2 separate regions of the Homo sapiens genome follow, and region 1 is linked to region 2. A link is a loop called in an ENCODE intact Hi-C map of the cell type or tissue named here. Cell type or tissue: IMR-90. All regions are shown on one strand. Region 1 has its middle 5.7 kb from the start of H1-8. Region 2 overlaps IFT122 (intraflagellar transport 122).

The links. Hi-C counts contacts between places; a loop is a spot of excess contacts. Peaks named below come from ENCODE experiments on the same cell type or tissue, not always from the same donor. Only the 100,000 strongest peaks of a DNase experiment are listed, where the experiment ranks them.
Region 1: it touches region 2 in a loop (4-fold over the local background); 1 of 110 quality-filtered maps calls a loop at or near these places.

The regions. Positions count from the first base shown.
Region 1 is chr3:129,535,454-129,539,453 of GRCh38, forward strand. No RefSeq gene overlaps it. Among named protein-coding and RNA genes, the nearest start is that of H1-8, 5.7 kb to the right of the region's middle. RefSeq lists an enhancer at 1-372. In IMR-90, no CTCF peak of the experiment used is centred here; no DNase peak of the experiment used is centred here; H3K27me3 peaks cover 543 bases.
Region 2 is chr3:129,451,626-129,455,625 of GRCh38, forward strand. IFT122 (intraflagellar transport 122) reads left to right here. Exons shown (of 30, transcript NM_052989.3): 3 at 289-373. Among named protein-coding and RNA genes, the nearest start is that of IFT122, 13 kb to the left of the region's middle. In IMR-90, no CTCF peak of the experiment used is centred here; a DNase peak (open chromatin) is centred at 2,306.

The DNA of each region.
Region 1 (4,000 bases), 84 kb after region 2:
GCACAGTGGCTCACACCTCTAATCCCAGCACTTTGGGAGGCCAAGGTGGGCAGATCACGAGGTCAGGAGTTTGAGACCAGCCTGACCAACACGGTGAAACCCTGTCTCTACTAAAAATACAAAAATCAGCTGGGCATGGTGGCGCGTGCCTGTAATCCCAGCTATTCAGTGGGCTGAGGCAGGAGAATCGCTTGAACCTGGGAGGTGGAGGTTGCAGTGAGCCGAGATTGCGCCACTGCACTCCAGCCTGAGCAACAGAGGGACAGTCTGTCTCCAAACAAAACAAAACAAACAAACAAACAAACAAACAAACAAAAAACAACAACAAAAAAACCACTTGATCCTAAGGGGATTAGATGCGACTGTGGACTTTAAGTGGCCAGCCTACTGCCTGGCATGCAGCAGATGAGACTATGGCAATACTGGGCTTCAGCTCAGAGCTGGCCTTACTAGAGACCCTGTCCCAAAGGGGAAAAGGATGGAGCTAAAGCTCCCGAGAGTCACCCCCTCCTCCGAGGTGAGAAAGGAGGGCAGGAGCATGAGATAGCCGATCCTCGGTGCCTTGGTGAGGCTGGGGCAAATCATGCTGGGATCTCTATCATTGTCCCTCTTTACTGTGACTCACTAGATAATATCAGTCAGGATACTTTTGGTCACAAGTGATAGGAAATCCAACTCATTTGGGCTGAAGCAAAAGGGACACATTGTTGGCTCACATGAACAAAAAGCCCGGGGCTTCAGGCACAGGGTATCACCATGACTGAGATGGGGATTAATTCTGTGATTGGCCAAGTCTAGGTCACCTGATCATACGTAACTCATTTATGCCTGAGGTTGCAATTTTTTGGATTTTTGCAATCAGACCTTGGCGATGACCTTGAGCAGTAGGATATAAATAACTCCCACATGCTTAGCGTTCCAATAATGGAATACTAGGCATACGCAGGTCTAACTGCATCACCATGGCTGGAATGGGGATTCATCCTCTGATTGGTCAGACCTAGGTCACATGCTCACCCTGCAGCCCAAGCAGGCTGAATGGGGAGAGGTAGGTTTCACAAAGGAAAGCCCAGGTGCTGTTACCTGAAGTAGGAGGGCAGGAGGCAGGGTGAGCAGAGCCAACATCAACCCAGAGGGAATGGAATCTAAGTTGGTGTTTTCTGGGCACGTGGCTGGACCAGGCCTCCCTCCCTCATCATCTCAGGGACATGAGGGAGAAGATTCCTATGGGTGGTCCCGAAGGTCTCACCCTTTGTTTTGGATGCTGTGTTGGGCCAGGGTGGCAGTGGGTGGGACAGTGGCATCTTAGCTGCCCTGACTTGCAGGCAGCCCATTCCAGCTCCCCGCCCCAACCCCAACCCAGCCCACTTTTTCTGAGAAATGGTACATTTGCCCCAGCCTCATGTCCAGAGGAAAATTTTACTCTAACACCAGAACATTCTCTGGTTTGTCCTGATAGACAAGAAAGCCTCCACCTCCTTAATTTACAAATGACTTGACAGCTGCTTCGTGGGCACTTGCATACATAAAGAGAAGGAGCTGCTGCCTTAAGTTGCAGCAAGTTTGGCCCCACCTCATCTCCAGGCAGCCAGCAGATGTACAGAGTGCCTCTTGGGTACAATGGCAGCTCCATTCAACCAAACCTGAGCAAGCTGACCCCATGCCAGAATGCACTGGGGACTCGGAGATGAATTGGAGCCTAGAGACCAAGTCTCTAGGCTATGACCTGGGCTGCCTCACGGCCACAGAGCTCTGTCACGCCAAGGGAGAGATGCACCCCTGAAAGCCTGAGGTGCCCCATAAGGAGAGAGTGGGTGCCCTTCCCAACTATGTAGCTTCAGGGCAAGTTCTCTTTCTTTCTTTTTCTTTCTTTCTCTTTCTTTCTTTCTTTCTTTCTTTCTTTCTTTCTTTCTTTCTTTCTTTCTTTCTTTCTTTCTTTCTTTCTTTCTTTCTTTCTTTGCTCCTTCCTTCCTTCCTTGCTTCTTTCTTTCTTTCTTCTTTTTCTTTTCTTTTTTTTTTTTGAGATGGGGTCTCACTTTGTCACCCAGACTGGAGTACAGTGGTGCCCTCATAGCTCACTGTAGCCTCGACTTCTCAGTTTCAAGCAATCCTTCTGTCTCAGCCTCTCAAGTAGCCAGGACCACAGGCACACCCCACCACACCCAACTTATTTTTTATTTTTTGTGGAGATGGAGTCTCCCTATGTTGCCCAGGCTGGTTTTGAACTTCCAGCCTCAAACGATCCTCCTGCCTTGGCCTCTCAAAGTGCTGCGACTACAGGCATGAGCCACAGCACTTGGTTTGGGCAAGTCCTTGAATTACTCCAAGACTCAGGCCCCTCAGCTATAAAGGAGAGAATTATCCCACTTGGTAGAATTGTCTATAGGGACTAATAAGATTAATGGTGTAAAGGGTGCTGTGCACAGTAGACATTCAATAAATGTGAATTCCCTTCCCAGAGACATGAACTAAGTTCAGAGGAGGCAGCCGCTTGTGTGGTGGGAAATTGACTTGTAAGGAGATTAACACAGAGAGGGGGGTCTTGCAAAAGTGGGGAAGCAAGTGCTAACTGCCCCCAGTATTCATTCCCTTTCCTTCTATTAACAATATCATCCTAGGTTCTAGCTGGGCACCTGGTTGCTCAACACAAGACAGCATCTTTCGGCTTCTTTTGCACCTGTGGTGGCAGGATATTAAGGTCCAGTCATTGTAGGGTACTCAGAAATGATGTGTGCAGTCTCTAGGTTGTGCATTTTGGAGAATGGAAGTGCCCTCCTTTTCCTCTCATCTTTTCTTCCTGCTGGCTGGAAAGCAGTCATGATGACTGGAGCTTCCGCACCCATATTAGATCATGAGATAGAATCTGAGGACAGAGAATGGCAAAGTGTTCTCTGGTGTGTCTCACCATGGTTCCCCCATGCTGCCTTAACAGCCCTGGCCAACTTATGCTTAAAGAGTTTCAAGAGGGAAGAGTTTCATGGTTTCTTGTTTAAGTCACTTGTGATTTTGGAGTTATAGCCAATTTCTTTTCCTTCCTTCCTTTCCCTCCCTCCCTCCCTCCCTCCCTCCCTCCCTTCCTTCCTTCCTTCCTTCCTTCCTTTCCTTCTTTCTTTTCTGAGACAGAGTCTTGCTCTATTGCCCAGGCTGGAGTGCAGTGGCATAATCTTGGCTCACTACAACCTCTACCTCCTGGGTTCAAGCAATTCTCCTGCCTCAGCCTCCCGAGTAGCTGGGATTACAGGCACGCACCACCTTGCCTGGCTAATTTTTTGTATTTTTAGTAGAGACGGGGTTTTGCCATGTTGCCCAGGCTGATCTTGAACTCCTGAGCTCAAGTAATCCGCCTGCCTCAGCCTCCCAAAGTGCTGAGATTACAGGCATGAGCCACCACGCCTGGCCTATAGCCAATTTCTTTACTAAAACAAAGGGCTTCCAGGCTGCAGCCCAGGAACTCAGGAAGATCGAAGTGCAGGTCCTCTCTGAACTTCAGCTTCTCCATGTATAAATAAAATAGTGAATATAAAATATTTACATGGATGTCGAATGTGGCAGCCATTACTATTTCTACCCCGCCCTTTATATATTTATTGACTAAAAGTCAGGAAAGAAAAGTCACAAATGTCCTGATGTTACAGGGGCTGGAGTTACACAAAGCAGACACCCTAAAACTGCTTCCAAAAGTTCAGAACTGTGATCTTCAGAACTGTAGGGCAGTTCACATGTAGGCTGACCCCATTCAGTGTTTCATAACTAGTTCTCAGCAGAAGTTACATTTCATACAGGCCTCAGTAAAAAATCACAGAAGCTCACCAAGCGGCCCGTTGTCCCTGCAGTCTGATGCTCAGAATTACCATTTCCCTGTAAAAAGGCAATCCTCTAGAGGAATTTTTAGATCATGCAGCACATTTTAGAGCTTCTTCCCTTCAAATGCGAAACTTGATCCTGGCACAGCCGGGAGCATGGTTTCGGAAGAAGCTCGTGGGAATGTTTCTATCACTGA
Region 2 (4,000 bases):
AGGTAAGGATGAGTATAAAGAATTTCCATGGAGTGAGTAATTGAACCTTTGGTTCTCAAGGATTGGTAGTATATTCCTGGTCACATAGTACATAGACCTGGGTCCTCTACTTCTTGGTTACCCAACTTTAAGTCACGTTGTTTTTGGTTTTGCAGTGCAGTTTTTATTGGCTACAGATTTAGAATATTGACACGTATTGTTATAAAAACAAAAATAGCAGTAGCAACCCTGCAGGAATTCTGACTAATAGATATCACATAGATAATCTGTATTTGTCTCTTTTGCCAGGTTTATGACACCTCTGATGGCACCTTACTTCAGCCCCTCAAGGGACACAAAGACACTGTGTACTGTGTGGCATATGCGAAGGATGGTAAAAGGCTGCTCTGGGTTTCCATTCTCTATAATAGCCTCATCATTGTTCATTTTTCTCTTTAGTCACTTTTTAATTATTTCTAGTAAGCTGGAGTACAAGTTGCAAGTTCAGAAGACAGTGAAGTTGCTAAGACTTCAGTTTGGTCATTCAATCTAGCAAGTATTTATTGAGGTCATCTATGTTCCAGGCACTGTTCAAGGTGCTTGAGTTACTTCAGAGAAAAAAACGGTGGTCCCTCCCCTTATGGGGCTTCTGTTTTATGGGGTGGTGGTGAGAAGTGAGGGAGGAAGAAAGTATGAGGGAAGACATACAGTAAACATAGTAAAAAGGTAAATTAAGTAGTATGCTGGAAGGTGATAACTGTTATGGAAGAAGAAAAAGTAGAGCAGAATGAGGGGGATTGAGAGTGCTGGGCAGGGCAGGGGGTTGGGTACAGTATTGAATTAGACTAGTGAGGGTGGGCTCATTGAGATGAGGACAGGTGAGGAAAAAGACTTTGAAGTCAGGAGGCAATGAGATTGTGCCAGTGGGCATCGGGGGGAAGAGAGCTCTTTGCAGAGGAAGAGCCATTGCAGAGGCCCTCAGGTGTGGGTGTGGCTGCTAGGAGCTGGATCAAAGAGAATCGGGAATTGTAGAGGATGAGGATAAAGTGGTAACAGACATGGGGTGGTCAGATCATAAAGATTTTGATTCTCAGTCAAAATGGAACTACTGAAAGGTCCTCAGCAGAGGAGGGATCTGATTTGATTTGTATTTTAAAAGGATCCCTCTAGTTGCTGAGTTGGAAACAACCTGCAAGAGGTGAGGGTTAGGACATCTGTGTGAGGAAGCATCATCCAGACAGGGGGTGATGGTGGCTCAGACCTCTGTGGGGGCAGAGGAGGTGATGAGAAATTATCAGACTCTGGATATAATGGGAGGGTGGAGCCAACTGGATTGTCTGACAGATTGGATATGGGCTATGAAGAAAAAGGAGTCAAGTTTTTGACCTGAGGACTGAAAGGTTGGAGTTGCCCCCCCCACTGAGATGGAAAAGACTGCAGGTAGAGAAAAGTTATGGTTGAAGATCAGAAATTCAGTTTTATACATGCTGAATTTGAGAAAAGTTGATGATGTCGGAGAGGGGAGAGAACTGCTGGAACAGAGTTGTTGAGTAGGCAAGAGGAGATGGGATCTAGGGCATAGACGGGGTATTTGCTTTAGATAGGGGCACAGTAGGAACTGCAGAGGCCAGCAGATGGGGACAATGTGGTAGTAGGAATCTAATGGAAATTCTCAATTCCATTTTTTTTTTCTTCAGTGAAATAGGAAGCAACAGCAACTGAGAGTGGCAATGGGGAAGGGAGGTTTCAGAGAGTTGAAGAGAAAGGGAAAAAGTGTAAAGTCACTGCCTCAGAGAATGGGACAGCGAGTGGACCCAGGAGGTGTAGTGAGATCCCCGGTGACATGAAGGGCCCTCTTGAAGATTGTGATCATGAATTGAAAGTGAGATTAGTTGGTGTGATTGTGTCTTTTTCTCCAGCGATTTTGAGCTGCATAGTTGTAGAGGCAGAAGAGGTGAATTTAACCAGAGGTGGTTTTGCAAGCACATTTGAAGATGAAGTAGGAGGGCAAGGGAGCAGAAAGTGTATACAGATAAATAATTATGTACATTAACCTTGAATTGTTGGCTGAATAATGAAGGGAGAGAGGACAGCAATGGAGAAGTAGTAGGTTCTGGTGGTGTTGAAGGATTGTTACAGTTGGGGTACCAGGTGGGTTGGGAAGGAAGGGAAGTGGTGCATGAAACTGAGATTTAAATTTATTTTAAAATAAATCCATGTTGTCCCACAGCATAGGATTAGTGGGAAGAAATGGGCTTTGGAATGAGACAGTTGTGAGTTCCAACCCCAACCCAACACCAGAGTTCTGTGAGTCTGAGCTGGTTATTGAGTCTGAGTCACGATTTCTTCATGTATCAAATGGATAACATTGAGATAACATTCTGTAGCCACTGCCAAGAAGTCACAAAATTGTAATGTTATAATTCTTGAATGAACCTTGGAGATTATTCCAGTCCCAGGTTTTTAACTTCTTTTGGCTGATGGGCCTCTTTGATAATCAGATGGAAGCTTTAGACCACTTTCTAGAAAGATGCAAATTCTTCATGTGTATGCAGAATTTCATGCATATAATTTTAGTCTGATTAGTCCAGTCTCTTCACTTTAGTCCTGCATAAAGACATAAACAATTGGCCAGGCACGGTGGCTCATGCCTATAATCCTACTGAAATCCTAAAGCTCTGGGAGCCTGAGTTGGGAAGATTGCTTAAGGCAGGAGTTTGAGACCAGCCTGGGCAACATAGTGAGACTCCCTAAAATCTGGCCTGGGTGACAGAGCTAGACTCTGTCTCTTAAAAAAAAAAAAAAAAGACAAGTCATGTGACTTGCCAAGGCCATGCAGCAGATTGGCCCAAAGACAAAACTAATTTCTTGCTTCATAGTCAGGTGTGCTGTACCATGGTAGTCATATTTGTGTGTGTGTGTGTGTGTGTGTGTGTGTGTGTGTGTGTGTGTGCATGTTTGAGTTCAAGTTCAGAATAATGTTTTAGGGAGACCTGTGAGGAGGGAGCCTGGAGAGCTGAACTGTTTCTGTCTCATCCTAGTGGCTGTTGAGGAATGTGGGTCAGTCCAGGGCCCAGTATAAGGCCCAGTAGGTACAGAAGAGCTATTGGGCCTCTGGTGCCTCTGGTGTTTATAAGCATAGCAGGGCTCTTTGACCTGCAACACCATTAGGGCACTTGAGGATGTCAGAGTGTGACCCATCAGTAGTGGCATTTGCACAGCACTTTGCAGAGTCCTGTCACACACATCTCACTTGATGCTTCCAACAACTCTCTGAAGCAGGCAGCAAGGGGACTCTTATCTCCGCTCAAAGATGAGAAAACAGACTTGGAGCAATTACAGGTGATGGTGGCAGAGGCAGGCCTAACCCAGGTTCTCTGACTGCAGAGTCTTTGTTCTTTCTAGTGTATCATGCTGCCTCTTCATGACACCTGTATAATGATTAAGAAGTCTTTTAGTCCTCAGAATTGGTTTTTTCCTCTTAGACCTGAAGATTGAGATACACTGAATTCCAGCTTTGCTCTTTAAGTCTGCTTGTTTCTGATTTCTCCTTTAAGTTCATTAAGTTTTTTTTGTTTTTTTTTTTGAGATGAAGTCTCGCTCTGTCGCCCAGGCTGGAGTGCAGTGGCGCGATCTCGGCTCATGGCAACCTCTGACTCCCTGGTTCAAGTGATTCTCCTGCCTCAGCCTCCTGAGTAGCTGGGACTACAGGCACGCGCCACCATGCCTAGCTAATTTTTGTATTTTCAGTAGAGACAGGGTTTCACCATGTTGGTCGGCCTGATCTCAAACTCCTGACCTCGTGATCCGCCCACCTCGGCCTCCCAAAGTGCTGGGATTACAGGCGTGAACCACCATGCCTGGCCCAAGTTTAATAAGTATTTAATGAGCAACCATGATATAAAAGTATGTAAGACATAGTTTTTTTGTTCAAGAAAAACAATATAATATGAAGAAATAATAGAAATAGCTAATTTTTTTTTAATTCTATTCCAGGCCCAGTTCTAAGCAACATAAGGGT